Linked DNA regions of Homo sapiens: regions 2 and 3 are each linked to region 1. A link is a loop called in an ENCODE intact Hi-C map of the cell type or tissue named here. Cell type or tissue: A673. All regions are shown on one strand. Each heading gives the region's core, and the rest is flanking DNA. Links, peaks and the distances in the headings are about the cores only. Region 1 has its middle 39 kb from the start of LRRC4C. Region 2 has its middle 270 kb from the start of LINC02740. Region 3 has its middle 28 kb from the start of API5.

What was found. A loop is a pair of places that touch in the nucleus more often than their neighbours do. Peaks named below come from ENCODE experiments on the same cell type or tissue, not always from the same donor. Only the 100,000 strongest peaks of a DNase experiment are listed, where the experiment ranks them.
Region 2: a loop joins it to region 1, with 7 times the contacts of the local background. A loop is called at or near these places in 12 of 110 quality-filtered maps.
Region 3: it touches region 1 in a loop (11-fold over the local background); 4 of 110 quality-filtered maps call a loop at or near these places.

The regions. Positions count from the first base shown.
Region 1 is chr11:41,493,128-41,504,080 of GRCh38, reverse strand. No RefSeq gene overlaps it. Among named protein-coding and RNA genes, the nearest start is that of LRRC4C, 39 kb to the right of the region's middle. RefSeq lists an enhancer at 5,609-6,172. In A673, for the core only: a CTCF peak has its summit at 5,172 (motif pointing left); DNase peaks (open chromatin) are centred at 5,150 and 6,010; H3K27ac peaks cover 316 bases.
Region 2 is chr11:42,518,248-42,529,200 of GRCh38, reverse strand. No RefSeq gene overlaps it. Among named protein-coding and RNA genes, the nearest start is that of LINC02740, 270 kb to the right of the region's middle. RefSeq lists an enhancer at 2,192-2,692. In A673, for the core only: CTCF peaks have their summits at 4,173 and 4,372; a DNase peak (open chromatin) is centred at 4,400.
Region 3 is chr11:43,278,426-43,289,378 of GRCh38, reverse strand. No RefSeq gene overlaps it. Among named protein-coding and RNA genes, the nearest start is that of API5, 28 kb to the left of the region's middle. In A673, for the core only: a CTCF peak has its summit at 6,248 (motif pointing right); DNase peaks (open chromatin) are centred at 5,858 and 6,258.

The DNA of each region.
Region 1 (10,953 bases), core at 2,081-10,080:
TATATGTGCCCTTTCCTCTATCCCAGTGGTTTTTAAATGTGCATGTGCTTCACGATGACCTAGGAAGCTCAATGAAAATAGACATGCCTGGGCCTAACCTCAGCCTAATGAATGAGAATCTGCTGCAATAGGATCTGGGACTCTGTATTTTCATCAGTCAGTTCTTCCTGATATGAGCCAATGTTTGGAACAACTGTACTACACCAGACATTTTAACCTAGACTTTAAGGAGCACTTTAAATTAGTGGATTTCAAACATTTTTATGACTGGGAAGCACAATAAGTAAATGCTCATGTATTGTTGGATAACAATTGAAGAATGATTTGCCTCAGCAATACTGTCTTTACTACATATATAAAACTCAATACTCTTTTGAATTTTCTAAGTGCAAGTTGTGACTCAATAAATTAATACTACTCTTCTCTAATGGGACTGTGACCCACAGTTTGAAGAACACAACTTTAGAATTGTGTTCTTCACAAGCTCTTTTGAGCTTCCCCAAGCTCAATTGTGTACGTGTGTGGGTAAGGGGGTTGGGGGATGGTGGGGGAGATGGATGGAAATTCGCATATCTCATTTAAACCAGAGCAGGAGCAGGGTGTGCACTTTGTCTCTCTCTCATATTCCATTCTTCCTAAGAATCTATGTATAAAGAGAGTTTTTCTTGGGTAAAAGATAAGTACATCAATAAATAAATTTCTTTAACAATTGCAAGCTGTCTATTATAGACTTGGCCCTGAAGGAGATAAAAAAAAAGATAAGTAAAACACTATCTCTTCCCTCAAGTTGCTTACCGTGCAATTGATGAGCTATGACTAATTCACATGAAGCAAATAGTAGGTAATGAAGTACTAGGGTGATATGACGAAATACCAGAATATCTCAGGCCTAGGAGTTAGAAGATTGGCATCTGATTAAAAATGTTAATGAACTTTCACTCTGTGCCAGGCTTTGTTCTAGGAATTGGGACTATATTGCTGAATAAGATGCAGTTTCTACCTTCAGTGAGCTGAAAATCCAGAGGAAAAAAGAAAAATCAGAGGCTTTTACACTCAGATGTAATCAATACTACATATTAACAAAAATACATGGGAACACAACAGAAGAACCCTAAGCCAGTCAAAAGAGTGAATAGGAGCTGACTTCTTAACTTTGGAAATATAAACTCATGCTAAGAGCATAGGAGATACCTAGGCAGAAAGAGCAAAATGCCAGGTAATGACAGGTAATGCCAGGCTCAGGAGAAAGAGGTCTGGCTTGTTGGGGAACTGCCTGTAGCTCAGGGAGGCTGAAGGACAGGGGATAGAAGAGTGGTTGTGAGGAAGACGTTAACAGAATATGCAATGCATATGGCCTTAAGTGTCATGTTAAATAATATTGACTATATGTTGAGTATTTTGGGGGAGTCATTCAAGTGTTTCTACCAGTCAGAGGTTCAAGATTAGATATGTACTTAAGGAAAACCATTTGAACTCATGGGTGGACACCAGAAAGAAAAGTGGGTTACAGGGAGTTAAAAAGAAAAAATGGGTTACAGGGAGTTAAGATAGAACTGTTCTACAGTATTCAAGCAAGAGGAGACTAAGACATACACCAGGCCATGGGCACTGTGAACAGAGCTGGCAAGCAGTGCAATAAAACTATGATTAATGGGAAAAATTAACTAATGGTAGGAATAAGTTTGGTTAGTCATTTAACCAGGTTTCTTTGTGCTCAAAATGAAAATATTAGAAAATATAATTTCAAAGTGTTTTCTCCCTGATTCAAATCTCTAAAACCATAAATTTTTCTAATAAATCCTTTACACTGGTTAAGGAGATGAGTCGGTAGTGATGATCAGGACAGTATTGTTGGTTGTTTGTTTCTGAAAAATATTGGCTTATATTTTAAATTTTTATTAAGATGGGTGTGAAACCCGAAAAACTACCATACTCAAAATGTATTAAACTTATTAATTTATTAAATACATTTCGATATGTCACTTTATATACAAATATAAATAGGACTGTTATAGTAAGTAGTCAGGCATGAGCAGGGCAGGAGAGAGCTCCCCGCAACCCCCCACCAGGAAAGTCAGGCGGCTATCAAGTGATGGTCAGGCAGTTGTCAAACTGTCTCTCTAAAATAATAATTGGTTGCAGCTGGTGCCAGGGAAAGGCAGTCTCCCAACAGATGGAAACACCTGAAACTGGCAATCAGCAGCTTCCCGATAAGACCTCAGGAACTGGGTGAGCGGGCTCACGCATGCACACTGAGAGGCAAAATGGTGGAGTTCAACAGGTATGTCACCTCCTAGGGACGTTTGACCGGAAAGGGAAGAACGCCTAAAGCGAGCATGCGGACAACTCCAGTAACACATTGCACATGGTCACCTCCCATGTGCCAGCAGGCCACTATGCATGCAGACAGCCACCCCAACGCAAGAATCAAGGCAGAAGGAATGTCAAGACCCCAGAAGTAAGCCAACGTGTAAGATCCCAAGTCAAAAGGTCCAAATGCACACTTCTCTTTCAAGTCGCCTACTTGGCCCTTTTCCAAGTGTACTTGCCTCTTTTTTTGTTCCTGCTTTAAAGCTTTTCATTAAACTTTCACTCCTGTTCTAAAACTTGCCTTAGTCTCTCCTTCTGCCCCTCAGCCAAATTCTTTCTTCTGAGGAGGCAAGAATTGAGGTTGCCTCAGCACTGTATGGATTCCTCGCTGGTAAAATACTTTGGGGCCGGTTCTTAGATATGTTCTGCCGCTAACAGGAAAGAGAAAATACTTCTCCCCACTTCCCAGTTCCTTTCCCAGAGCTATCTGAGTTCAGCCTTCTCCTGAGTAGTCAGTGAAAACTAACTGGAGCTTGAGCCTTGCACCATTAAAGTCTGATTTTCTTTACTCTGATATTTTCCTCTAAAACATGTGTTGTGGTTGTTAGATAATTTGTAGCTTGCTGTAGATATTAACATTGCTTGTCTCTGGTAGCTGACTAATGTGCTTATTTTAGGTAGCTCATTCCTTTGATGGTAAGGATTATGTGCTGAGAGATATTGAGTGCCAATTTTGTAGCGAGATATTGCTTACCCTAATTCCTATGCCTGGGCATTTAATTTGGTACATTTACAGTTCTGCAAAATGACTTGGTTTTTCTTTTGTGGTGCAAGGGGAAATAGATTTATATAGAGTTTTGACTATTATTAAGGGTTATAGGAGCTATAATATAATAATAATAATAATCACTAGCATTCATCAAGTGCTTACTGTGTGCCAGGAGTTATTCTAAGTGTGTGTGTGCGTGCGTGTGTGTGTGATATTCTTGTATAGTTTTTTCTCGTATAATACTTTCAGTCACTCTGGAGGGTAAGTAGATTACAAGTCCCAGTTTAGAGATTAGAAAACCCAGGCTGGGAGTAGTGACTCACACCTGTAATCCTCCACTTTGGGAGGTTGAGGCAGGAGGATCATTTGAGGTCAGGAGTTTGAAACCAGCCTGGCCAACATGGTGAAACTGTGTCTCTACTAAAAATACAAAAAAATTAGCTGGCTATGGTGGAGGTTGCTTGTAATCCCAGCTACTTGGGAGGCTGAGGCAAGAGAATTTCTCGAACCCAGGAGGCAGAGGTTACAGTGAGCCGAGATCACGCCACTGCACTCTAGCCTGAGCAACAGAGAGAGACTCTGTCTCAAAAAAAAAAAAAAAAAAGGGAGAGAGATGAGAAAACCCAAACATTTGAGCTCACATTTCAATCTAAGTTGTTCTATTCTATGATTCCAAAGGACTGTTTTCTCTTTTGTGCTTCCCCTTCTCCTCTTCCTCTTCTTCTCCTCCTTCTCTTATTCATTTCTTCTCTTCCCACTCACCCCCATTCTCTCTCTCATCTCCTCATCTTCCCTTTCAGCCTTTCATTTTTTCCTCCACCCCACCTTCACTTCATAATTAAGATAAACAAAAACAATATGCAATGGCATAGAACAGTTACGGTAAAATAACTAAAAGACATAATTAAAAATGAAAGGAATTCAATAACCCATTTTATTGCTTTCGACTTTCCGTGTATATATTGTTGATGAGACCACACAAGTTCCTGTCTCTCTCTGTCTCTTCTTTTCTCTCTTATTCTCTCTCTCTACCTCTGTCTTTGTCTTTGGGAGTATCCTCATTGCCTTATATTGCCATCACCCAACACATCATTGTATAATGCCTGTCACCCTCTTCCATCCTCACCACTCCAACTAAAATCCTGCCATCTGATAAAATAGTTTGCCTGTAAATGTCAAGGGATTGGTCTTTCTTCAAATGCAAATATGCCAGACAAGAATGACATTAAAAGCTGAAAATTAATTTATCAGGTCCAGGCAGGCTGGCAGTTAACTGAACGTCATTCTAATACAAGGAAATGGGGAGCCAGCAGGAGGACACTCCACGCTGCTGCTAAGAATAGGAGCTGCAAGGGGGGAGCACAGCACTGCAGACGAGATAGAAAAAGGAGTGAAACCACAAACTTCACAGTTACTCATAGCAGGCTCTGTGTTCAGGGTTAACTTTAAATTGGGTTTGTCCTTGCTTTTAAATACAGTTCTTAAAATATTCATGCCAGACAGTAAAGACAAAAAGGATCAATTTGTTTCTAGGATTTAAGACTGAAGCCCTAAAAAGTAGGTCATTTTACCTGATAGCATTGCAAAGATCATATGATCATTATTCTGCAAGAAGTATTGCAATAGATAAGAATGTAGTCTTTGGAGTCCATATGCTTAAATTTAAAACCAAGTGCTGTGATTTACAGCTGTGTTAACACTGTCCGTGACTTAATGTCTCCTGACTTAAGTTTCTCCATCTGCAAAATGGGAGCAATAATAGAACCTCAACTGTGTAGATTTAAACAAAGAATAGTAATATAAAGTAGCAGATATAATGACTGAATACATGTTGATTCTTACTGTTTTTATTAAACAGTTGGGTTCAGAAAAAAAGAGTTGAGGTGAGTTGGCTGAAGTGGGTATAAAACACACTTGCCACATTGTGTAATGTGCCCCATTCTGATTCAGCCATGATCTCTTAAAACTAGCCATATCTAACATGTTTTCCTTTTTTTCTGAAATGGAATTTTGGATCTTAATTCAAAGAAACTTTTTTTAATGCAAATATGGTCCTATATGCAGCATCTTCTGCCCTCTTCTGGCTTCTGTAAGAAATTCAAGTGGATGTATAAACTAAATCATATATTGTTTTTATTTTATTTTTCAGTGGACATCACAGTTTACCGTTTTTCTAATTCCCAATGAGAAAGAAACAATTGTAATATTTTGTATGAGATGGGAATTGTCAGAAGTTTTTAAGATTTTCTTTAAACAATTTGCTTTTGAAATAGAGATTTCATTCTACTAGTTTATTCAATAGTCTTCTTCCAGTAACAACTCTTAATATTTTAAATACTAAGTAAATAATTAAACAGGGCCACATATTATTGCAGAGACTAAAATCTGAGGTTATTATAATTCCTGAGCTAATTAATTAGAAGTTTAAAATAGAACCGGCATGTGAGAACATTTGATTACAGAAAAAGCCTAGAGATAAAGGTCCTATTTATTTTAGAGATTGTATTGGATTTTTGCTCTTTTTCTCTAACCTTCAAAAAATAAATAAAAGCATAATTTTTCAAGATAAACAATTCAAAATAATGGCGCTCATTTTGGTTTTCAGATACAGTTGAATTGAGCATCAGTTTGCTAAGCTTTCAAAGAGACAATATTTGAAGTTATCTGCCAGAGATTCCATGGCATAGCAAAAGCATTCCTGTTAGAATGCAACAACAACAACAAAAAAACCCACAGAAGTTTGCGTTGGCAAATACAAAGGAGCCAGAAGACAGCTTGCTGGGACCTGGCAGGCTGCAGTCAGCAGAGATCAACTTGCTGGGGGAGGTCTTACACATCTCTGCGCTTCCTGCAGTTGGAAAGGATTAGCCAAATTGGAATGAAAGGGACTTTGGAGGGGAAGCCCAGTTGGCAGGAAGAAAAAAGAGGAACAAATAACTTAAGATGAAAGGAAAAAAGCATTTGTGATATCAGTTGCAGGTTTTCCATTTACATCTTAGATTGTGTAATGCAGATGTCTTCAGTGTTGAAGGGTCATAATTCAAATGATCATTTTCCGACTAATCCTGAGTTATTAATGTCTAGAATTTATATGGTTCCTAGATTACCCCACTCACAAAAGATTAAATGCTTTTACAGAAAGAAACCTGCTTAGTCATTAAAACACATTACTAGGCATAAGAATAAGGCTGTGCAAATAGCCTATGAGGTTTGGACAAGGGAGAATTATGGAGCATTTCCTTCACCAAATATTAAAATGTATTAAAAGGGCACAATGCTTAAAAGTTTTGTACTGATTCCAAAAGCTATAGGCAGAATAATAAAATCAGATATTAGGCTGATAAACAAATGCTAGCCTCTAATGAATATGATATAAATTCAGGAGGAAGAAGCACTATTTAATGACTGTGATTGGCATAATTATTTAAATATTTGGGAGGAAACATAGTAGTCTCCTTTTATCCTTGGGGATAGGTTCCAAGGTCCCCAGTGAAACCGCAGATAGCACTGAAATTGGTAGACACTGTTTTTTCTGATAACCTAGGTGGCTACTAAGTGACTAATGTAGCAGATACAATGTGGATACAGCTGAACAAAAGGATGATTCCCACCCCAGGAGGGATGGAGCAGGATGGTGCCAGGTTTCATCACACTACTCAGAAAGGTATGCAATTTAAAACTTATGAATTGTTTATTTCTGCCTGTTTTTTTCATTTATTGTTTTCACACCATGATTGGCCATGGGTAACTAAAACCATGAAAAGTGAAACTGCAGATAACCAGAGGCTGCTGAGTATATTTTAATTGACATCACTAACCAAAATACACTACGGGAAGATCACAGAGTTAAATGTATTTTAAAAATAAAATAATGAAAGGGCAGTTAAATGTATATTGCAATATGTGTATGATGGCATTTTTTTTTCTGCCTCTCAAGTGACATTTTTAATGAAAATTTATTGGCAAAGGAATATAGTTGTGTCATCCTAAGTTTTAGTTACAAAACACAGAAATCTTTCCAGGTATTGTATGTAGAAAGGAAATTCACTAAAGGTTATCTGCTCAGATAATCCCTAAAACAGTCAGATAATTATGATTTAACATCATGCAGAAAAATGCCCAATCCATACTTTATCATTAGTGCAGGCACAATCGCAACATTCCCAAGCACGAGACCAGAAGGTTCTTCCTTAGATTTTGAGAGTGGACCCTACCATGAAGCTAATACCACTGATATTCCTGAAAGCTCTATGCTTCTTGGCTAGGCTATACCAAGAAAAAGATTCCACATGAGGTTTCTTTCTTTATGTCATCCATTTCCAAATTGAACACTGAAGCAGCTGGCATATATTATTGATGAAGTCTGCATCACCTAGGCCATGTCCTAACTGTTAAAGAGGCTGGAAAATTGAGACTGCTTTTACCTTGAGATGGCAGGGCTCATGGTACAATAATTTTCTCAACTATAGTTAAGGCATATAAAAGACGATGTGTGACAATAAATATGACATGCATACTCTACATGCTCAGGTTATAAATAATGGATATAAAAGTTTCATACACCATATGAGCCCTAATTGTTCAAAGGAAATTATAAATGCATACAGATTTTCTTTTTTTTTAAACAAAAACTCTAAAGACTAAAACACAAAATGATAATATTAGATTTGGGAGAAGCTAGCAGGTAGAATTTATTTTTTTTTTACATTACATTTATAGCTCTGTGTTTTCTAAATTATCTGCCATATATATTAATATATAACTTTTTAAAAAAAGTAATAAATAGAGCTTGACACCCTCAAACTGATTCTATAGCCAGTGTAGTACAATATCTGACTTAGAATTGAAAGGTGTAATTGAAAATTTAAAATTCAAAATTTTCTCTTGTCATAAGAAAACTTGAGTATAAGCTACCACCTACAAGCCTACAAAGAGGCTCACACAGGTCATATATGTAGAAGATACTAAAACCAGGCCAGGAAACCATACTTACTGTGTTTTAAAACCAGTAAAGTTTCCTTCATCTCGAGTATTTGTATTTTATCGATGACAATTGGACAACATGACGCAGGCAGTTTTTGTTGTGTTTTGTTTTTGAGACAGGGTCTCATTCTATTGCCCAGGCTGGAGTGCACTAGCATGGTCATGGCTCACCCCAGCCTCATCCTCCAAGGCTCAGGTGATCCTCCTGCCTCAGCCTCCCATGTAGCTGAAACTATAGGCATGCAGCACCATGTCTGGCTAATTTTTTTTTTTTTTTTTTTTAAGAGATGAGGTTTTTGTCATGCTGCCCAGCCTGGTCTCAAACTCCTGGGTTCAAGCAATCCACCTGTCTCAGCCTTTCAAAGTGCCAGAATTACAGACATGAGCCACCACACCCAGCCTGGCAGTTTGTTTTATGCTTTATGGTTAATGGATGTATCATCCTTATTATACGATAATTTTCAAGTACTTTGTGATTTATCATAGGGAATTCCTATTATGTAGAGAAGGGAATGTGATACCATCCAGCCCAGTCACTTGTCTTGTCAGTAAGAACTACATTTGATTCTCTTTTTGATTTATTTTCCCAGTTGTGTGATGTGGACCCTCAACACTAATGCTCACATTGAAAGCCATTTGAGATATTTTTTACCAAAAGATTCATGAGCATGAGAACTGCTACCAATTGGTATGCTTACCTGTCTGGAATGATGGAGTTAATTTACTGTGAAAATTGCATAGGAAGACTGTCTCTTTTGAGTTCCAAAACATAGAAAAATTATCATATCTTGAAGAGAGAAATCCTTTCATAAAGGACAGTGTTTGGGGGAGTTCAGGAGAGATGAAAAAGATATAGTCACTCTCTTCCATGTAACAGAAAACTTCCTAGTGGCTGAGACCAGAGTAACTTCACTATTTCCAGGAAAAGCCCAATGTCTACATTGTAATATGGCCCTCAATAAAAGCTGGTTCAATGATGACATAGATGAAAGTTATCTTTAGATTTTACTTGTATAATAGTTGTGGCCTCTTATCTAATGCTTGCCATTTGCTAGGCATTATGTCATATCTTTACATATCTTACTTCTGTCTTGAATGCTCTGTGGAGAAAAACTTAGAGATTGATTAACAATTTACAGAGTGTCTTCCCGGTTCACAGTGATTTCCCATCTGGAAAGTTCATTCCTGCCTGATTTATAATTCCCCCAATATTTACTTTTGTGATAGTGAGCCTGTCCTCTGGTCACTGCAAGTTAGACCAGGATGGATATCTTACTAAACCTGGGACTTTGAGGGTTTCCTCTCCCATAAATTTGGAAATGAATGTAAGACTCAGAGACTGCTAGTAATTCTTTGGAAGTGATCGGAAGAGTCATATGCAAACCCCAGAACTCTGAATCTCTAGAAAAAGAAAGTGGATTATGAAGCAGGTGCAGAGAAAGAGGAAGAGATCACAGGTAGTCTTGACATTTATTCCTGGTATCTGTCTTTATATAAAACCTAGCTTCAAACCCCTGAATTCTAAGTCTATCCTCTCTTTGTTTAAACTAACTAGAATTGTTTTTTGAAAGTTAGAATCAAGAATCTTGGCTAACACAGGGTATGAGTAAAACATGTACATTCATATCTGCATCCATAGAAACATATTATCCCTTATCCACAAAACAAATTCAAAAGTGTATGTTAACATCCCCATGTTATAGGTGAGGAAACAACTCAGAGAGTGGGAGCAATTTTCTCAAAACAACCTACTTAGAGTTATTTAGAACTGTTATTTAATCTGAGGTTAGAATAGCTTCAAATCCGTGAGCTTCCTAGTCCGTATATCATGCCACATTAAGATTTACTCATTTTTTAGCATGAATTTATAGAGATCCTCCTAAGGACAGGCACTGCATTTCTATGGTTTTACCAGGGTTACTGAGTAGTTGTATACATTTACATGGTGCTGCATCCATAGGTGTCTACAAGTACTGCCAAAGATGGGAGACTCAGTTAAATGTTAAGAAAAAAATCTCTTGAGACTCATTATGTATAAACTATGCTGTCAGTAAACATAACATTAAGAAGAAACCAGCTTTCAAAAGACACAGGAGGTGTCAGAGGCTTTTCATATTGCAAATCTGGGATTAATATTAGTAAAATCTGCCAATAATAAGCACTTACCAAGCTACATGTGTAGTTTAACGGAAGCAGATGCCACCTGGTATGATTTGTCTCTGATCTTCAGATGGAATGTGGCTGGAGTTGTCTGTGGACTGCTATAAGCACCTCATTTTAGAGGTTTTCTTTTTGTTTTGTTTTGTTTTCATTTCATATGCTATACAATGAGATATGTTTGAGACCATACCCAGGCACACTTTTATACAGCATCTTGAAGAATATATGATGGGTCGATGGCCCAATAATGTCTCAAATTTCTTTTTAAACCCGGAAAGGTCATGTAATTTGTTCAAAGTCACTGAGCTACTTAGTTGCAGAGATGAGGTTTGCTAGCTAGAATATACAGCCAACAAAAATCATTTAAGATAATTTAGTTTATGTATTTTTTATTTCTTCAAATAACAACACACGTTAATTAGACTGATATCAGAACTCACTTTGCATTCTATCCCTACAATCTGTCTTTCCTTGAATTTATGAAATGTAGAATGGGAAAATTATAGGTTTTATAGTTAGCATCTATAGTGCGTGGGGTACAGCATAAAAGCTACTATATTAATTACGTACATTTTGGCTTATTATATAATTCTGCCCTTTTGCTTTAGAATTTGAAATTGCCTTAAATGTGGAGAATTAAAAAAATACATAATCACTTTCATTTTTAGATGTAATTATATTCTCAAAAACTAAATGAGTGGTATGTCATAGCACCTTCATTTATATAAGAT
Region 2 (10,953 bases), core at 882-8,881, 1.0 Mb before region 1:
CCTTACTCACTTAAGTTTATGTAATCCTCACCACCATCCAATGAAAAATGCAGTATTGTCTTTCTTTTATCAGATAATAAAAATGATTCAGAGGTGTCAGTGAATGGTCAATGATCACAAGTCAGTACATGGGGAGTTGGATTTACATCTGAATTTACTGGATTCCTAAAATTGTGTTTGTTCTGCTGCACTCTTAGGGCAAAAGGGAGAGGATCTGGCTTGCATTCATCCATTCCAAGATTAATGCCTCTCCTCTGTGTGTCTCAGGGAGTGCAAGTTTCAGAGTCTTTAAGAGAAATGGCAAAAGGCTGGTAGGCTGCTGAGGGGAATATTGGGGCTGTTTAATTACATTTTCTCTAGTCTAGAGGCATTTTTGGAAAGAGTCTAGATGAAATAAATAAACCAGCAATTTCTTCTCAGTGGTCAAATACACAATATGAGGATCCTGGAATCTAACAGCAACTTGAGAGAATTAAAACTTGGATTTTGATTACAAGGATAGGCTTTGGGGCTCAGACTTTAGATCCATTGCTGAATAAGCATTTTACTTGCTGAGTATTTTTCTGGGCAGGTTACTGCATGTTTCTGGGGCTCAGATTCTTGGTCTGTAAAATAAATACAAAATTACTTTCTTTTTAGTTTTTTTTTTTGATGATTTAATGTGATAAGTAATGCAGGTGCTTGGCACATAATAGGTTGTTTGTAAATGGCAACTATTAATCGCTTCGAGTTAGAACATTTGGGATCTGTTTCTGGTTCTTCTATTATCTCACTTTTAAACCTTTGCTTAGTTACTTAATATTTATGGGTACAAGCTAATGCAAAACCAATGCAGCAACAACAAAAAGCCCAAAGACAAAACAATAAAATTTTAAAAACTCATAAAATAGGGGGTTTGAATTATTTCTCAACATTTTTCCTACCAAGGATTCCTTCTTTTAGTCTCCCTCGATTACTTGAACTGCAATTTATTAATACCTAATTTGTTTTCTTATTTTCTTGTTTTCTTATTTTTAATTAATCAAAGATGTGTATATATATAATAATAATAAGTATTAGGCCTACAATAGAAAGACAAAGCAGTAGTAAATCTGGTTAATGAGTCCTTGTTTTCATTAACAAAAGAGGCCTTGTTTATGTAAATATTCAATTTCAAATAGCTATTTTTTGAATATATAAAATAGTTCAAGGATCCTCACTGATGATTTCTTGGAACCTTGGAGATTTGAGAACTCCAGGTTTGGCACCACAGTGCTGGACCTTGTCTAAGGGCCTTCAGGTGTATTAGGTCTTCAAAACCTTTGGCCTGTCCTTAAATTTCAAGATTGTTTTCCCCTAATTTTCTCCTTTTTCTGTCCTAATTTCTGCAAAACCTATTCACCATTGCTAGAATTCATGTACTCGGACTTTTACTCCCTTTTTGATAATAGCCACTTTTAGGGCCAGGGCATCACTCTGGACCCTTGCTAGTCAAAGTGAGCCAAGTGATACAAATGCACCAACGGCATTTGTATCACTTGGCTGCTTGTTAGAAATGCTGAATTCCAGCCCCCACTTTGGGCTTTCTGAACCCGAATCTGTAATTTAGCAAAATCCCTAAGAGGTTTGTATAGTCATTAAATTTGAGAGGCACTGGAGTAGAATGCAGATTAGAACTCAGTATGGAGCAATTTCCTAGTAAATTCGAATTCCTGATCTGTTACCTGGAACAAGCTATTCAACTGTTGTGAGCTTCAGTAAAAGAAAGGCAAAGAGCTTGCTTGTCTTACCTAGTGGTTTTGTTGTTAGTCGCAGGAAAATAATCAATAATAAAATATCTCATAATGTTGTCAGCTGATCTATGACCCCAAAGTGCATATCATTGCATCACTCTTCGATTTTTTTTTTAAGAATCAGAATGAATTGTAAAGTTAAATAAGTCCTCTTGCAATTCAGGAAACTCCTATAAGTCAAGTCACCACTCCTCTGCAATTCCCCTAGGAATTGTGAAACGCCCCCCTTCTCTGCTCTGTCCATACTGAGTTAGAGTTATCTGTTAGTCCCTCTGCATCCCCCTGAGATTTAGGAGTTCCTTGAAAGCATTGTCATGTAGACCGTATTAGACCCACCTCTGCTTTCTCCCTTACTTCTCTGTGCTTCTCCACCTCCTCCCAGTGCCTAGAACAGAGTGGGCTCTCCATATATGCTTGTTGAGTGAATAAATAGATGTAAGATATAATAATACTTGACAGCATCTCTCTGAAAAAAAAAATGCAGCCAGGGCAGTGGGTACCTCTACCACCTGTTTAATAGGGTTGTTAAGAGAATCAAATGAGCTTGGACACACAGTATCCCTATGTGAGCTGTAAAACACTGGATAAAATGAGAGAGCATTATTAGGCATATGCGGTCTGGCAGGGTCTTACAGATGGCAGTCACCTGTCATTATGAAAACTGTCTTTAAGCCAAAGCCAAAACAGTAGTGATTTCAGAGGCTCTTGGGGCAGTGAATTGTAAGCTTTTATCTCTGCTCCCTCCTGAGACCAAGTTTTCATTTATCATGTGTATTTGCTCCAGGGTAGTGTATCTGCTGTTGTTCTTTTGTTGTCTAGAGTAGTGGGGCCACCTTGTTGAGCTGGCATGCATACCCTGCTTCCGGGAGCTGTGGGCAGCCTTCTGGGGTATTGCATTTGGTTGGCAAGGGCTCTCGTCCTGTCCTGTGCCATGTGCTTGCAGCGTTTTCATGCTGTGTTGCCTCATTAGGGAGACTCACTCAGACTGTTTTGCTAAAAAACAATAAGGTCTGCACTGGGATAGAACACAGTTGAATAGACATTTATCTTTTCACAGGGCAAATCAATGAGTAATTTTCTGGTTTGAATGCTATATTTAACACCCCGTCTGGGGAAATGCTGTCAACCATGTCCTATTCCAAGGTGGCTTTATTAAAAGACTGTAAAAAAATCGTATTTAATATTCCTGGAATATACTTTTTTTCTTTGCTTAAACGTTTCCAGGGAGTAGTTGTTCCTCGTATCCTGGTCCTGATGCATAACCTTCTTAGGAATGGGCTATGTGTTGACAATGTGCACTCATGTGGGGTAGTATTCTTTGAATGCCAGTGAGGTAGAAAGGCAGACAGGCTCTTTACTATATCAAATTCAAAACCCAAGCTCTCTCCTCTACTGCATGTTAAAGGCAAGGGTGTAAAAACACTTCAATCTGTCAATTATTGGACTCCTGCCCATAGCAAAGCAGAGAAATGAATCAGGTGAGGGGCTAAGTCCATTAATGACCAGCCTCGTACTGTCATCAAGAGTAGAATAGTCCAGTTGACTTGAATTTCATTCAGCAACTGAGCCACTTACAATTTGTGACCTAAGAGACCTCCAGCTTCAATGTATTTCTTTGTTTTCAATCTATATTCAGGCATCCCAAAACTGTTTTCTTTCATCCAATCTCGTCAATGTACAGATGAAAAAAAAGAAGTCTCAGAGAGATCAAGCGACCTGTTCAAAGTCACACAGCTCACATTAGCAGAGCTGAGATGATATCCTCTACTGGTGAACTGAACCCATTGTCCTCATAGAGGAATGGTAGGGTTCATGGAGACTGGGAGGGCAGTTAGTTATGTTCACTGGGAGAACAAAAGGTTGAGGCTACTTTGTGGCTGTAGGACCTTGAGAGATCTGCTTAGATATTCTTTAAGGCCTCTCCTCTGAATTAGTCTCATCTATGCAATGGGGATACCAGCACATACACAGGTTTTTGTGTGTATTAAATGAGATCATATTTGTAAACTCCTAGGGCACTGCAGAAACATTGAAGTATAGACACTCCCAACAGACCCTTCCATTTCTGACATATTAGAGTTTTGAGTTGTACAAATACTGGGTTCTCATTCTTCATGTATCAGAAAGCAACTTGGAAAATGTGCTTGAAAAATATAACCATATGACATTAAAACAGTTTTCCTTATATTGAGTTTAGAAATATTTTATCACTGATTTTAGAAAAAACTGCTCTTAGAAACCCTTAAAGACCGTTTTCAAAGAAAGGTCTAATGCAGTGCAGCAGACTTCTCTGACTGGGTAGACTTCTAAGCTTGGGTAAGCTGTTGTTTTTGTTTTGTTTTGTTTTCTCTAGGGACAAATGGGTCATTCATGAAATCTCATGGGAATCCATTATTCGTGATATTCTTACGTTGGCACTAGCTTAACATCATGCAGGATAACAAGCTGTAGGTCCAAACACCAAGGAAGGTAGCCCTGTGCCACGAAAACCAATGTTGTCCTACTTCCCTGGCTAGTGCAAAACCTCTGGGGTTACCTTGATCTCATTTCAGGGCAGTTTCCCGAGCTCAGCAACTCCCTCAAAGCAGTTCTTACAGTTAGCTGTAGATGGCGATGTTGCACCAAGAACCTTCATAGTGGCTGTGGCAGGCAGAAGAGCGTCCAGCTGTGGCCTGCTGAGGCTCAATTCTGCAAACCCTATTTTAAGTTCCTGTGGTTGGTCATAACCCAGCAGTTCCCCTCCTGGGTCCCCTGCCTACCAATCATTCTCCCCAGCTACAAGCCAAGAAGGAGACTTCTGTCTCCCCTACCTCCTCCCTACTTTCCTTTACAGTGGGCTGTGATTAATGGCAGCACTAGTGAACAATTGAGAGGGAGAAGGTACTTGACTAATGCAAGAGCAGAGAGATTAAATGCAAACGGGTGCTGAACCTCTTTAGCGAGACCATCCTTGCAAATTTGTTTTCCCTTTCTTCTATAGGGGCCCCCTCCTTAGTGTGGAGACAGGCACAGTGACTTTATTAATCAAGGTACTTTGCAGGGGCTGATGAATTTTAACAGCAAATTGTCACTTACAATCCTTTGCTGTCTCATGTATCCCTGAGCACTGGTTATTTCATCGTCACCGATTAATCAAGACAGCCACAAAGCCACCCTGGAGTTTATTAGCAGAAAACATATTGTCTCTTCCTCAGAAACAACCTTTTTCTGTTACATCAAATGTGAAAACTACCTTTGCTTTAGTTTTTGATTGAGAGCCACACACAAGACATAGTTACCCTTTTATATTTTTCAAGATGATCATTAATAAGATTTTCCCAAATCTTATTATACTTCCTTGCTATAAGGACTCCTGAGGATTGACAGAAACAGACTTGAGACAAGATACTTTTTAACCTATAGTGGTTCTCAAACCTAACTGCATGTTAGAATTATTTACAGAGCTTTTTAAAAACACGCTCCTGGGCTGCATTAAATGCAAATGATTACAGAATTTCTGGGGCTCTTGCCTGGGTATGGATAAAGTTTTCTCATGCAATTTGCAGCCTGGATTGGCAGCTGGTACAAAACAATCTTGCTCACCTGAAGATGGTATGCTCATGTACAAAACGAGGGACTTTTATCTGTATGGGGTTTTTGTGGTACTTCAATGATGTCCGTCTCTCTCTTTACTGACTTTCTGCAAGACAGAACAACTTTGGTAGCCAGATATTTGCATATTGCATTTCTTCTATTCTTGCATTCATTCACTCACTCATTTATTCATTTCAATAAACATTTATTTGCCATTTTCCTCTGAGCCCGATTAAATCTCTGCCATCACAATTGTTAATATTCAGCAAATACTTACAGAAACTACATTTCATTACAGTTACGATAAAGGCTATGAAGGAGAAACACAGGGTACCATGAGAGCATTTGATGAAGACTGAATCTTGCCTGTGAGTCAGAAAAGCCTCCCGTAGGAAATGGCATTTACAGGGAGACCTGAGAGTTGATAGGAATCGGCCTGATGAGAGGAATGGTGGGAAGAGGGAGTCAGAGAAAGAATAAACTGTGCAAATGGCCGGTAGGAAGATGGCTTATTATAGGTATCAGAAGGAGGCCTAGGGGGAGAATAATAGAGTTTGAGGGTGTAGGGGTGGAAAGAGTGTAGTACCTGTTTTCTTCATCCTATGGGTCATGGCTGGTATTCCTATAACAAAAGACAAGTTAACAAGAGAAAAGTAGAACATATTTAATTAATCCAGATTGTACAGCCATGTAGAAATATGATTGGACAAAAAGGGAATGATCTAATAATAATAGACTGAGTGGGGAAACCTAGCAAGGCCTATCTGTTTGAAACATTCTTGGTCTTGTTGTGACATTTCTTCCGCCCAGTTATGGGGCAGGATCCCTTCTGGAATGATGGTTTTATAATCTACTTTCAGACAAGGTAACTCAAAACATTTCTTTAAAACTGGGTCTTATACAGAAAAGCAGGGGAAGATTAGAGCAATATTTCTAGGTTTTATGGCTGGTTTTGGGGGAGAAGGATTCTGGTTTCTAAGACCCACTTTGGGGAAGAGGGATTCTAGTTTCTAGGGCTTGCCTTAGAAATGGAAGGAAAGCAGCAGAAAAGAAGGGCAGGAGGTGAGAAAGACACTTTGCTTCTGATGACCTTCTAATGTTTTTCAGTTCAAATTTCTCAGTGTACCAAGGTGCCATACTTTGGGGTGTTATTTCCTGAGCCTCAGCAAGTCTAAGGGGTAGGTAAGAATGGATTTCACAAGACCTTGTAGGTCATTTTTGGGACCTTATCTAGAAATTAAAGAAGCTTTTGCATAATCTTTTTTAAAAAGTTGAATGGTTAGACTAGTGCGTTAAAAAATATTTAGGAGAAAAAAATTCCTGAATGGCAAAGTAAAGACCTTCAAAAATCTACTCCTTTATAAAAGCAACAGTGGCAAGAATTATTGAAGTCAAACTTTTTCAGAACTCTGGAAATTAGCCAAAAGCTTGCAAAAATTTGAGGACTGTTTAAGAAAAATGGCTGGAGATTAGTGAGAACGGTGAGAATGTGGTGTTTCGACTTATTCTATTCCAATCTCCTAATCTCCGGGTCCCCAGCAGTGTGGAAAACTAGCAGGCTTATAACCATGGCAGCGAAAAAGTCCAGATGCCTAATAGTTACTACAGGGGTCAGAAAAGGTTGGATGTTTCTCAAGAAGACCTGTCCCCAGGGAATTGTCACTCTTTGACTCACCCAACAGTTCCCTAGAAAAGCTTCTTCTTACAAGGTTTGTCTTTGTTTGATCTGACTCAGAGATCATTCAGTGGGAAAAGTCCTTTTCCCAGGGCATTTGATGAGGATCATTGGCCAATTGTTTAACATTACAACTGTGTAGGGTGGGGATGCCAGTTGAGGCAAATAAGAGACTGACCAAAAACTTTAAAGGAAAATCTTGGAATTGAGATGCTTCTACAAGGCATTGGAAAGCTCTGACATATTCCTGGAATTTAGAAGGCATGTGCATGTACAGGACTGTATACATAACTCCTGGTAGCTGTGAGGCCTCTGGATTAAAACAACAGCAAAAACAACAGCAGCAAAAACCTGAGAAGACCTTAATCTTTCACCTCTTGCTGAACTTGAGGGTCTCTGCAAGCAGGAAGTAAACATTCAGTGTTGACTTTGTGCTCTACCACACACACACAGCCCCATAGCAAATGATGGGGGACTTACCGATTCAAGATATTTAAGAACATCTCTGTTCAGTCATTAGCTAACCACTGAGCTAACCAAGCAGAGACTCCAGTCAGGGATAAAACATAACAAAGTATATAGAGTTTGCAGAACTGGATAAACAAATTCCTTAAACAAACAGTAGTAGTAGCAGCAGCAACAATAACAACAACAACAATAGCAACAATAAACAGCAATAATAAAAAACCATGGTTTGGGGGAGTAGGTCTGATTTTCCAGACTTGCCTCAAATATTATTCAAAATAACCAGTTTTAAAAAACAAATTTAATAGATATGTGAAGAAACAGGAAAGTGTGGCCTATTCACACAGAAATAAAAAGCAGACAATAGAAATTGTCCCTGAAGAAATTCAGATGTTTTACTTACGATAGTGAATTTAAATTATCTATTATAAATATGTTAAAGGATAAAACAATCTGAACATATAAAGGAAAGTGTAAGAAATGCTTCTCTAACTAAAGAATATCCATAGATAGAAACAATAAAAAGAGCCAAATAGAATTTCTGGAGCGAAAAGTATAATCATTGAAGAGAAAAAAAAAAATCACTAGAGGGGTTAAACAGCACATTTGAGCTGTTTAAAGAATCAGTGAACTGGAAGATATGACAATTGAGATTATGCATTCTGAAGATCAGAGAGAAAACAGAATGGAGGAAAACAAAGTGCCCCAGAGCTGTGTGAGACGAGACACCATCATTCATACCAACATATATACATATATACACACACACATATATATGTATATATATGTACACACACACACACACTCACACACACAGTAGTTCATACTTATCCACAGAGATACATTCTAAGACTCCAAGTGGAGGCTTGAAATCACAGATAGTACCAAAATCCTATTTAAACTATGCTATTTTTTTAATTTTATTATTATTATACTTTAAGTTTTAGGGTACATGTGCATAACGTGCAGGTTTGTTACATATGTATACATGTGCCATGTTGGTGTGCTGCACCCACTAACTCGTCATTTAGCACTAGGTATATCTTCTAATGCTAACCCTCCCACCTCCCCCCACCCCACAACAGTCCCCTTTGTGTGATGTTCCTCTTCCTGTGTCCATGTATTCTCATTGTTCAATTCCCACCTGTGAGTGAGAACATGCTGTGTTTGGATTTTTTGTCCTTGCGATAGTTTACTGAGAATGACGGTTTCCAGCTTCATCCATGTCCCTACAAAGGACATGAATTCATCATTTTTTAAGGCTGCATAGTATTCCATGGGGTATATGTGCCACATTTTCTTAATCCAGTCTACCATTGTTGAATATTTGGGTTGGTTTCAAGTCTTTGCTAGTGTGAATAGTGCCGCAATAAACATATGTGTGCATGTGTCTTTATAACAGCATGATTTATAATCCTTTGGGTATATACCCAGTAATGGGATGGCTGGGTCAAATGGTATTTCTAGTTCTAGATCCCTGAGGAATCGCCACACTGACTTCCACAACTAGTCAATGGTTGAACTAGTTTACAGTCCCACCAACAGTGTAAAAGTATTCCTATTTCTCCACATCCTTTCCAGCACCTGTTGTTTCCTGACTTTTTAATGATCATCATTCTAACTGGTGTGAGATGGTATCTCATTGTGGTTTTGATTTGCATTACTCTGATGGCCAGTGATGATGAGCATTTTATCATGTGTCTTTGGCTGCATAAATGTCTTCTTTTGAGAAGTGTCTGTTCATATCCTTCGCCCACTTTCTGATGGGGTTGTTTTTTTCTTGTAAATTTGTTTGAGTTCATTGTAGATTCTGGATATTAGCCCTTTGTCAGATGAGTAGGTTGCAAAAATTTTCTCCAATTATGTAGGTTACCTGTTCACTCTGATGGTAGTTTCTTTTGCTGTGCAGAAGCTCTTTAGTTTAATGAGATCCCATTTGTCAATTTTGGCTTTTGTTGCCATTGCTTTTGGTGTTTTAGGCATGAAGTCCTTGCCCATGCCTATGTCCTGAATGGTATTGCCTAGGTTTTCTTATAGGGTTTTTATGGTTTTAAGTCTAACATGTAAGTCTTTAATCCATCTTGAATTAATTTTTGTATAAGGTGTAAGGAAGGGATCCAGTTTCAGCTTTCTACATATGGCTAGCTAATTTTCCCAGCACTATTTATTAAATAGGGAATCCTTTCCCCATTGCTTGTTTTTGTCAGGTTTGTTAAAGATGACATAGTTGCAGATGTGCGGCATTATTTCTGAGGGCTCTGTTCTGTTCCATTGGTCTATATCTCTGTTTTGGTACCAGTACCATGCTGTTTTCGTTACTGTAGCCTTGTAGTATAGTTTGAAGTCAGGTAGCGTGATGCCTCCAGCTTTGTTCTTTTGGCTTGGGATTGACTTGGCAATGCAGGCTCTTTTTTGGTTCCATATGAACTTTAAAGTAGTTTTTTCCAATTCTGTGAAGAAAGTCATTGGTAGCTTGATGGGGATGGCATTGAATCTATAAATTACCTTGGTCAGTATGGCCATTTTCACGGTATTGATTCTTCCTACCCATGAGCATGGAATGTTCTTCCATTTGTTTGTATCCTCTTTTATTTCCTTGAGCAGTGGTTTGTAGTTCTCCTTGAAGAGGTCCTTCACATCCCTTGCAAGTTGGATTCCTAGGTATTTTATTCTCTTTGAAGCAATTGTGAATGGGAGTTCACTCATGATTTGGCTCTTTGTCTGTTTTTGGTGTATAAGGATGCTTGTGATTTTTGCACATTGATTTTGTAACCTGAGACTTTGCTGAAGTTGCTTATCAGCTTAAGGAGATTTTGGGCAGAGATGATGGGGTTTTCTAGATATACAATCATGTCATCTGCAAACAGGGACAATTTGACTTCCTCTTCCTAATTGAATACACTTTATTTCCTTCACCTGCCTGTTTTCCCTGGCCAGAACTTCCAACACTATGTTGAATAGGAGTGGTGAGAGAGGGCATCCCTGTCTTGTGCCAGTTTTCAAAGGGAATGCTTCCAGTTTTTGTCCGTTCAGTATGATATTGGCTGTGGGTTTGTCATAGATAGCTCTTATTATTTTGAGATATATCCCATCAATAACTAATTTATTGAGCGTTTTTAGCATGAAGCATTGTTGAATTTTGTCAAAGGCCTTTTCTGCATCTATTGAGATAATCATGTGGTTTTTGTCATTGGTTCTGTTTATATGCTGGATTACATTTATTGATTTTCGTATGTTGAACCAGCCTTGCATCCCAGGGATGAAGCCCACTTGATCATGGTGGATAAGCTTTTTGATGTGCTGCTGGATTCAGTTTGCCAGTATTTTACTGAGGATTTTTGCATCAGTGTTCATCAAGGATATTGATCTAAAATTCTCTTTTTTTGTTGTGTCTCTGCCAGGCTTTGGTATCAGGATGATGCTGGCCTCATAAAATGAGTTAGGGAGGATTCCCTCTTTTTCTATTGA
Region 3 (10,953 bases), core at 1,894-9,893, 1.8 Mb before region 1:
GGCGGTTTCTTCCCCCAGTGTGGCTGGGTCCTGGGCTTTTATGGGCACAGGATGGGTGAGGGGTGGGCCATAGGTAGTATTGGAAAAGGCAACATTCTATTGGTTAAAAAGCATTATTCAGAAACAACCAATTGGGAAAGGGCGGGCAAACAGGAATAGAAGTTCTCACTCCAGGTCACGTTTCTCATCCAGAACCAGCAGCCCAGTCTTTCAGGCTTCAGGCTGTTTTTGGTTTGAAGGTGGGGTTTCACTGGGGCTCTGCTCCTATCTGTTTAGGTATTTGTCTGCCTCCTCCCTCTCTCAGTAGTGGTGATGGCAGGGAGTTCTACGAATTCCCAAGGACTTGTACTTTCACTTTATGATGACCTCTGCCTCCAGCTCCTGTGTGTGGTGGCATGAGCTGTCTCTTGTTGTCCCTGTGTCAACCTGTGTCTTGACATACAGCCCCTTCTCTAGTTTCCACCAAAACAAATAAAATTTTTTAAAACCACAAGCAAACAAACAAATGAACAATAAACAAAAGCATATTAATAAATAATAAAAACAATTCCATTCTTGCTAAACATTCATAAATGTTTAAGCTCTATGGGAGACTTGAAGAGATCACAAGAAAGGGATATATTAGCATGCAGACATCCATCATCTTGTTTTCCCCTTCCCTTTCTTTCCTCCATCTCCTTCTCTGGAGCAGAATAGTTTCTTTTCGCATCTTATGCCTAGAAGCTTAGTTTCTTTTTTGTTGCTTGAACATGTCATAAAACCTTGCTCTTTGCACCAAGAGCCTATCAGTGATGCTGTGCTGTTACTAAGAAATAAAGTCTTGTTATGTTAGGTTGTGTTATGTTGCAGTAACAAACATCTCCTAAATCTGGGTCGCTCAAAACAAGATTTATGTCTTGCCCATTCAAAGTCTCTTGTGGGATTGGATGACATTTCAGAGCAGACTTCCTGCATGTGATGGCTCAGGGTTGCACTCTGTGTGTGCTGTCAAAACCACTGCCGTGGGGTAAGAGTGAGGTGGAGGGTTGGGCACTGGCAATTCAATACTTCCACCTGGAAGTGACAGGTTACTTCCTCTCATATTTCACTGGCCAGAGAAAGCTACACAGCTACTTCTAACTTCAAGTGGCAGGAAAGTACATGCCTTCCTTGTGCCCCAAAGGAGAGGGAAACAAGATATTGGCAAACAGTGTTAATGTCTGTTGAAAAATGATCTTGACTTCATTCCATTGACACACAACGAGGTGCTAACAGAACCAGGATGAGAATCTAGAACTCTGGCTCTGTAATCTTGGAGCCTTCCCACTGGAGGTGGTGGTGATCAGGAAAACTAGACACCTATCAAGAGCTTGAGGTCTGAAGCAAGACTAAAGTCAACACTCTCCAGACTACACCTCAAGTTAGCAAGTGCAGAAACTTCCACTTCATTTGCACAAGTGTGATTTTATTTCAAAACCAGGCATAATTATTTTGGGCTCCTTTATTTGGGGGGACATTTCATCTGCGTTGAATTGAATATTCTTAGAGTGCATTAAAATATACTATGTAAAACCAAAGCTCATTAAGTCTTCACTGCAAGAGAATCAACACAACAACCTAAGCTCTTGTGAAAACTATTATCACCAAAGGACTTTTAGACAAATAGTTGAGTAAATGCAATCAATCAGATTAGGCCTGGCATGTGGTTGGGGTTCAGTAGATATCTGCTGAATGAGTGAAAGAATGAACCCTATTTTCCACGTCTATTACACTTACTTATTCAACCAAAAAATACTAAATGCCAATGTGTTATATGGTTACCTTGATGGCTCCCAAGGAATCACACCTGCCAGTCTATGCACCCTGTGTAATGACCCTCCACATTAACCCTGGGCTTGCTCAGGTGACTTGCTTTGGTCGATGGAACATCAACAAGCATGAAGCAATTAGAAACTTGATAAGCATTTGTGTACTGGGGTTTGTCCTCTTGTAAAGCTGCACGGGGAAACGCAGATGAAAGCCCACTGGGAGAGAGAGGCTCAGCTGCCCCAGCTTCCTTCGCAAAGCCCACCCCCTGGCTCACCCTACAGTTGAATTCAGTTGCCTGAGAGCCCAGGAGAAACCAGCAGCAGGACAGCCCAGCCAAACCAAAGAATTGTGAGCTATAACAAATCGTTGTTGTAGGCTGGAGGTCAGTAAACTTTTTCCATGAATGGCCAGACAGTAAATATTTTGGGCTTCAATTTTTGTTGCAACTGAAATGGGAGAGTTCCCTGATGCCCCTCTCAGGATGTGTGACAGGGGTGTGACTCACCTGTTTGGTTGCCCTGCAGCTCAAACCCCTAAGGGAAGCATGCAGATGGGCAGGTGCAGAGGCCAGGGCTAGTGCTTTGGGCTCTCGGCCCCCTGGTAGTGTCTAGGGGGTGGGTGCCTGCAACCCAACCCCATGTTATAAAGCTCTTTTAGCTTTGCCATCTGCAGACAGCTTTGTGTATTAATCAGCTCAATGGACCCTCTCTGCCTTACTGCAAGGGCAGAGGGCCAGTGTGACAGCCTTTTGTATCCCGAGCTCTTGCCCAGTGTCCTGAAAGAATCGGATCACATGTGGGCTTGAAGCATGAGTGCAAGGCTTTTTTGAGTGGTGGAGGTGGCTCTCAGTGAGTTAGATGGGGAGCCAGAAGATGGGGAGGCAGGGTAGATAATCTTCCCCTGGAGTTCAGCCACCCAGTGGCCGGACTATTCTCCGACTTCCCTGGCCAAACTCCCCTCAGCGTCCAGACATCCTCTTCTCTCTTCCTCTGCCGTGTGGCTCTACCGTTGCTGCTCTGCTGGTCTCTGCTGCTCCTCTCAACATTCAACCGCTGTGTGTGCCCGCTAAGGTCTCAGGTTTATATGGGCGCAGGATGGGGGTGTGGTGGGTCAGGGTGGTCTTGGAAAATGCAACATTCAGGTGAGAAAACAGGAGTGCCTGTTCTCACTTAGGTCCCTGGGCACAGGCCGAGGGTGGATCCCTCACCAGGGACCTCGCCCTTCTCTACCCATCACTTTCCTGCCCTCCTGCTGTATCGCAACTACTGAACTCTGCCATTATTTTGCCATTATAGCATGAATACAGCCATAGATGATACATAAATAAGTTGGCATGGCTGCTTTGTTTTCAAAAATAGTGGCGAGCTGAATTTGGTCCACAGGCTGTAGTTATTGACCCTGCTTTAGGCCTCCAAGTTTTGGGAAAGTTTATTTTGCTGCAATAGATAATGGAAATAACCTGCCATATTCTTCTAATTATTCAAGGTATCCTCATTTCTCAGAACATTCCACAGCTACGACTTCATCCATGATGACTCCCTGGTGTGAAACGCCCTCGTTTCTTAGGCCTGGCCCCAGGAAAATTGGAAAGTCAGCAGTCTGTGTTTTTAGCCTCCCTGTTGAAAGATTCTAGGAGAACCAAAAAGAAGTGGTTAAGTGCTTCTTTCACTAGGAGGAGAAGGTGCCAGTTATTAAGTTCCAAATGAGTGATGGGGACTTTTTCCTGCCCCAGAACCCTACGGCTCCATGAAGTCTGAACAGGATGACTTAAAACTGCATAAGAGGCAGTTGAAGGGAAGTCTCTTAGCCTGATCATCTTGTTATATCATTAGAAAAATTCAATTGTCCCAGTAAAATGATGGCTTCTGACCTATCAATTCACATGTTGCCCAGAAGTCTCAGATTTCCTGGAATTTCTACTAGAATTCCTAGAACTCTAAGTAATAGTCTTTAAAAATCAGAATTATTGTATAATGAAGGGTTAATCACCAAGGAAATAGAGTCCCACCTTCTTGTTACTTCAAACTGGCCACATATCTGGTGGATAAGAGTGCCGATTCCCGAGTCCAGCTGCCTAGAAGAAAATCCTGTCTCTCATCCATTTAATGACTACATGACCTTGGGCAAATAATTTAATACTCTAAGTCCAAGTTTTTCATGTATAAAGTGGTGATAGTAATTGTATTTATCTTTAGGATTTTTGTGACAATGGAATTATATAATTTTCATGGATTTATCACCGTGCCTGGCTCATACTAAGTACTCAATACATTGTGGCTATTACAATTATTAACTCGCTGTCAGTCAATTCAATAGTTTCCCAATTCCTTAGATTTTATCATTTTAATCATTTCCTGAAGTGTTCTCACCTCTATAACTCATTGATTTGTGTGAAAAATGTTGGGAATAAGTAGCACAGTAGTAATTAATCTCAACTTAAGAAGGAGGAAAGTGAAGTTGAGGTGTTAGGTATTATTCTATTCCCCCAGTTGTCTTTATTCTTGCTCAATGAAGCTGGCAGGAGACAAGCATTATTGTTCCATATCCTTGGTTTACAGGGGGGAAGAAAGAGGCAGGGACTTAGGAGGGGGCAATGAAGAACTAACATTTAACTGTTTCAGGGCAATTCCTTCAGAGGCAAACCCTGAGAAGATCTGAATGAAGGAAGTTGATTTGAGAGTGTTCTCTGGACCAACATCTGTTGGGAGGTAAAGGAAGCAGGAATGGGCAGAGGGAGAAGCTGGGTGTCATTTAGTTGAAACAAAGGCCTCAGTCATCCCTTTGCAGCCCTGAGGCTGGAAAGACCCTGTGGAGTTGACCCAAATGAGGCAATCAAATTGGGCCTTTAAACCCACCAACTGATGAGTCTTTGGTTGTGGGCCACAACTGGTAAGGACAAGGCTACTGTCTTCAGTTGGGAACAATACCCAGAGGGGGACTTAGCTGACAACACTCTGCTGAAGGTTTTAGGGGGATCTGGGTGACCTCCCACAGCATTAACAACATACAGCTTCTACTAAGTGCCACGAATTGTGGTAAGAACTTTCACACACATCATTTCATTCACACCTCACATTTCACAACAAAATTGTGAAATAGCCAATGAAGAGAGCTATAATATTTTCAGTGCCTTGTGTATGTCAGATGGTTTCAACCCTTAGTTCATATAATTTTCCTAACAACTTGTCAAAGTTGGAATTATTTGCTGCCTTTTATGTGGTAAAGATAAACTTAGGCACGTTAAAATTTTAACAGCTTTATTTAAACAAACATTGATGCGTGAATTAGGCAGCACCAAACTGCAAGTGGCTCAGGACTCCACTGAAGGGACCCAAGGGGAAAACTTTTGTTCTGCATATGCAGAAGCAAGGCAAAGAAAATATTGGATTGAAAGGGAACAGTAGTTTTAAGATCCCTAGTTAGAGGTCAGTTGTTGGTTTCTGATTGGCAAAGCCCCTAGTTAGGAGTTACTTGTCAGTTTCTGATTGGTAAAGCTTAAGTTTTGTTTTCCTAGGATCTGACCCATTCAGGCTGAGTTGGGCTTTGGTTTGCTTACATAAAAACTCAGAGTGCTAGGGTGAAACCTCGTCTCTACTAAAAATACAAAAAATTAGCCGGGTGTGGTTGCGGGCGCCTTTAGTCCCAGCTACTCGGGAGGCTGAGGCAGGAGAATGGCGGGAACCCGGGAGGCGGAGCTTGCAGTGAGCCGAGATCACGCCACTGCACTCCAGCCTGGGCGACAGAGCGAGACTCTGTCTCAAAAAACAAAGAAACAACACTCAGAGTGCTAGAGTTGCCTTAGTGTCATTGCTTCCCAATTAATTATTCTAACAGATAGAAGAGAAATTGGCAGTTCAGAAAAGCCAAGTTGTCACTCAGGATCCGAACTCAGCTCTGTCTGACATCAAAGGTAGTACTCTTCCCACTGGGCAGTACAGACTCATGTTCTAGATGAGGAACTTGAGGTTTAGGGAGGTTAAATGACTTACCCGAAAATCAGAGCTGGCGGAGAGCCGAGTTGGGGCTTGAACTCAGGTCTGTTATGTGATGCTGTTTCCCAGGCACCATGCTGCTTTGCAGGATTGAGAAAGTTGTGCCCTGGGAAAGATGAAAAAGACCATGATACGGTGGGAAAACAAAAGGCAGCTAAGATGCAGCTTAATTTCTCTGAACTCTGTTAACTGTCCCTAACACTACGAGGGCATCAGGACACTTCCTGACAGCTGCAGTGTATCAGCTTTGTGCATTTCACTAGGGATGGCCGAGAAGGATTTCAAAATCTGCCTCTCAGTTTAGCCTCCCCCACTCCCCCGCACCGCCCCCGGCCTCTTCTACTCCTGTATCAGCCTCTATAGACTAGACACAACTTTGAGTTGGGGGCTAGAAAATCTTACTTGGGAAGATTAAGTAAAAAATTAAGTCAGGTTCCTTTGGCTGTGCTATTTGCTGCGCGTGGGGGCCACTAGATGGCGCTCACCGCCTATTCCTGAAACTCCAGTTTGTCAGTGGGGGCTTGGTTGCCTCGCTCCCTCCCTCTGCGCTGTAATAACAGTATTAATAGCTAATAGTTATTAAGAAGTTACTATGCGCCTAGTAAATTACTATGCTAAGCGCTTTACATAAATTATCTCATCTAATCCTTACCATAACCCTTGAAAATAGGCAGTTATCCTTAATTTACAAATGAGGGTAAGTAACTTGCCTGAGGTAACAAAGCTGATAGTCTCTGAGTCAAGCCTGGTTTCAACCTGGTCCTCTGACGTTAGAGCTTTGACCTCCACATTCGATCGTCTCTCCAGTCCTTATGTAACAGATGACGATGAGTGCTTGCTCTGTGCCGGATGCCACCTTACAGCTATAAGTAGTGGGATCCAGGCTGTGAATCTCAAACTTAACTACATTCTGTTTCTGTCTCTCTCTGAGTTACCTTCTGAAGGTGACAAAAAACGAGACTATTGGACCACTCAGACTCATTGGGGCCCTAGGCTGATTCTGGAGCCACCCTAAGATTCTCCCCTTGAGCACCTTCTGCTTCACGGAAGAGAGCTCTCCATAAGCTTACCCTGCTGCGAGTCAGCCCAGACTTTGAGTCAAATTCAGGTTAGAATCTCAGCTCCATTCTTTACTGGATCAGTGTAATTTTGGCTAAACTTCTCTCCAAAGTAACTGCTTTCAGCTCTGCTCCCTTGGCTGTAAAAACACAGAGTCACAGTCCTCAATCTTGCAGTGTTGCTGTGGGTCCACAGTCCAGGTTGAGAAGGGGCATTTGAGAAATGCGGGTCCCCTTACCCTCCCTCTCTGAGTTAGTTCCATGGTGTGAGGCAGCCCAGGAGGGGCGTTGGGCATGACTTTTCCAAAGTGGGTCAGAGATCCTTTAAGATTGATGACATCCTTTCTGGAGATGCTGAGAGAAGCAGTTACTTTATTTGTGTATCTGCTCAGTATCTCTTTCCCTCTCTAGACTGGTGCCCTCCCATAGGACTTTCTGCATTTATGGAAATGTTCTATAGCTGCATTGTCCAACATAGTAGTCAGGTCACACGTAGCATTTGAGTACCTGAAATGTGGCTAGTGAAACTGAAGAACTAAATTTAACCTTTATTCAATTTTTAAATCTTTTAAATTTAAAATTAAATTTGTAGCTAGTGGCTACTTTATTGGACAGCAAAATGCTAGACAGCTCAGTGTTCACTATCGTATCCCCAGAGCCTGGCACAGCATCTGCCCTTAGTTAGTGCTGGATACATATGTTTTAAATAAATGAATGCAAATTATCCACATGAGTCTTCCTAAACTACAAAAGTAGGCATTTGCATGTAGGAAGGCTTGGGGTCTGAGATAGCCAGAGGTTTAGTGAGTACTGTATTCAGGAAAGAACGAGAGGAGGAAACTATCAAACGTGTAGGTATCACCTAAGAGAGGGAATCTGAAACAGACCACGGACTATGCCGGGTATAAAGTACTAAGTTAAGGAACATTTGCCACCTCCCTATTTTGTTGTTATTTCATTTTTCCTGCAGTGATTAGGAATCAAATCCTTAAAGCAAGAAGGGAACTGTGGGCTCGATGGCAAAGTCCCGAAGAAGGGGAGGAGCTGGAGAGACTGTATCACTGCACAGTGAACTCTGACGGGGAGAGAACCCAAGGGATAGAGCAGGAGGCAGGAAGATGGCAGGGATCTTGGGCTTGTGTGGGAGGGAAGGGAATAGAGATATTGCTCTGGGATTTAACAGTCTGGAGGCTCAGTTAGGTCACCTGGTGTAAACTCAGTTACCTTTATAGTTCCTACTTTGAAGTTAAAATTGGAGAACTGAGAATACTGGCTCTTTCCATTTTCCTGCCTGTGGAGTCTCTCTGGCCTTAGCCTCAAGCAATTTCCCTTTCTCTCTTACTCTCTTCTCTCCTTCCTATGAGCCTAGTGTAAATTAATAATAATAATAATCAACATTTATCAAGCACATACAGAGACTCAGAGTCTAAATGGGTTGTATCTTTTTTTTTTTCTTGAAACGCAGTCTCACTCTGTTGCCCAGGCTGGAGTGCAGTGGTGTGATCTTGGCTCACTGCAACCTCTGCCTCCCAGGTTCAGGCGATCCTCCAACCTCAGCCTCCTAAGTAGCTAGGATTACGGGCATGTGCCACTACGCCTGGCTAATTTTTTTTTGTATTTTTAGTAGAGATGTGGTTTCACCATGTTGGCTAGGCTGGTCTCGAACTGCTAAACTCAAGTGATCTGCCCACCTGGTTCTCCCAAAGTGCTAGGATTACAGGTGTGAGCCACTGCGCTTGGCCTGGACTGTATCATTTAACCCTTCTACCGAGCTCTGAGGTAGCTGATTTAGGCAACATTTATCAATTGCTTATTATTACCAAGCACTGCTCTAACTCTTTAAATTTTCACAACCACCCCATTTTCCATGGGTAGGTGCCATTGTCATCATCATCAACATCCTTCAATTTACAAAGGAGTGCTCTGTGACCTGGAGGGGCTGAGTAACTTACCCAAGACTACACAGCCAGTGAGAAGCAAAGCGAAGATTTGAAACCTGGGCAACTGGGCTCCGGAGAAGAACCCTACTGCCAGGTTCTGGGAGTTACTTTATAGGTATCAACTCTTCTAATCTTGATAATAACCCTATAAGGTGGAGATAATTATTATTATACCCATTTCATGGGTGGCGAAGCTGAGGTTTAACGAGGTTAGGTAACTTGTCCAAAATAATACAGCTAATTAGATCTGTGGCCAAGATTTGAACCTAGGCAGTTGGACTTTTGAGGTTACTCTTTAAACCCTTGGGGTGGATGTTCTGGGTTGAATAATATCCTCTCCCAATTTATGTCCTTCCTAGAACCTCAGAATATGAACTTTTTTGGAACTAGAGTTATTGCAGATGTAACCGGCTAAATTGGGATTATACTGGAGTAGGGCGGGCCTTTAATCCAACATGACTGGTACCCTTATAAGAAGAGAAGAGACACCCAGACAGACGGGGAAGATGTCCATGTGGAGATGGTGGCAGACATTGGAGGGAAGTATCTATAAGCCAAGGAATGCCAAAAACTGGCTGCAAACACCAGGAGTTAGGACAAGACGAGGAAGGATCCTTCCTAGAGCCTGCAGAGAGAGCCTGGCCCTGCCGACCTGCTTTCAGACTTCCAGCCTGCAGAACTGGGAAAAGTCTCTGTTGTTTTAAGCTACCCAGTTTGCAGTAATTTGTGGCAGCAGCCCAAAAAAACTCAGACAGTACGATATACATTTTAAGACGGAGATGGAAGTGACAATTTTTTTTTCCTTTTTTTTTTTTTTGTTGAGACGGAGTTTCACTCTTGTCACCTATGCTGGAGTGCAATGGTGCAATCTTGGCTCAATGCAGCCTCTGCTTCCCGGGTTCAAGCAATTCTCCTGCCTCAGCCTCCTGAGTAGCTGGAATTACAGGCACACATCCCCATGCCTGCATAATTTTGTTTTTTGGTATTTTTAGTAGAGATGGGGTTTCATCATGTTGTCCAGGCTGGTCTTGAACTCCTGACCTCAGATGATTTGCCCACCTCGGCTTCCCAAAGTACTGGGTTTACAGGTGTGAACCACTGCGCCTGGCCAGAATTGACAATTCCTTCACTTGCTGGTCAGCATGAAGTAGCATAGACTTTGGAGTCGCTCTGAAAACTCAGGTTGAGGCTATGTTTTAGGGATGATGAGGGAACGTGCAAGGGAATAGAAGAGGGAGCTCCACTCCCCACTTGAGGGATTGACCCAGTCCCACACAACCAGATGGCGGAGGGCTGATTGGGTCTGTGCCTCCCCTTAGGATTATGGTTTAGGCTTTGGAGGCAAATATTAATAGACCCAGGTTTACATTCAGGCTCCTTCCTACTACCTGGGTGAGCTTAAACAAATTCCTTTAATTCCTAAGCCTCAGTTTCTTCCTCTGAAAAAGGGGTGATAATAATAGTTTTTCATTTGAGAATGGTTGCCAGGTTTAAATGAGGCAATACAAATAATGCCCCTAGATACACACATGAAGCTCTCAATGAATTATAACTGTTATTCTTCTCCCAGGAAGTGGCAAAGCGACTGAAGGAAGGAATGGCATCAGGCCTGGATGGTTTATGCTCCAGGGCTGAACTCCATAAGGTTGAATGTACGACCTGCAGGGTCCTGCGCAATTCTATGATCTCCCCCCATCTCTGGTGCTTCTCATAGAGCTGGACTCCATGAAATCTTTTACTATAGCCTTTTCTTTCCTAATCCGGTAGGTGGCAATAAGCCTCCGTCATTTTTCTTTATGAAGCTTTTACTCTTCAGCCCTGCTATTGGCTGTGTTGTGGGACGAGGCCATTGGGAGTGATTGAAGCAATTCAGACCAAGGGGACTCTTTTGGGAAGCATTCAGCACCCCTCAGGGCACAAACAGGGCATCAACCTCACCCCAGAGGGACTTCCCAAGAGCTCTTCTGACGATGTTTATCCCCGGGGCGGCCAGCTCAGACACAAAATTTATACTTACAATAAAAGGCCTCTGATTTTGTTCCCAGAGCAAGGATACATCATCTTGCTAAATCCCAGAAGGAGCACAGCCCTACTGGCTAAGAGGTGAACCCCATCTCCCTGGTAAATCTCATGGTGTTTTCGGAGGCAGCTACATGCCCCTGTAAATTCTGAGCC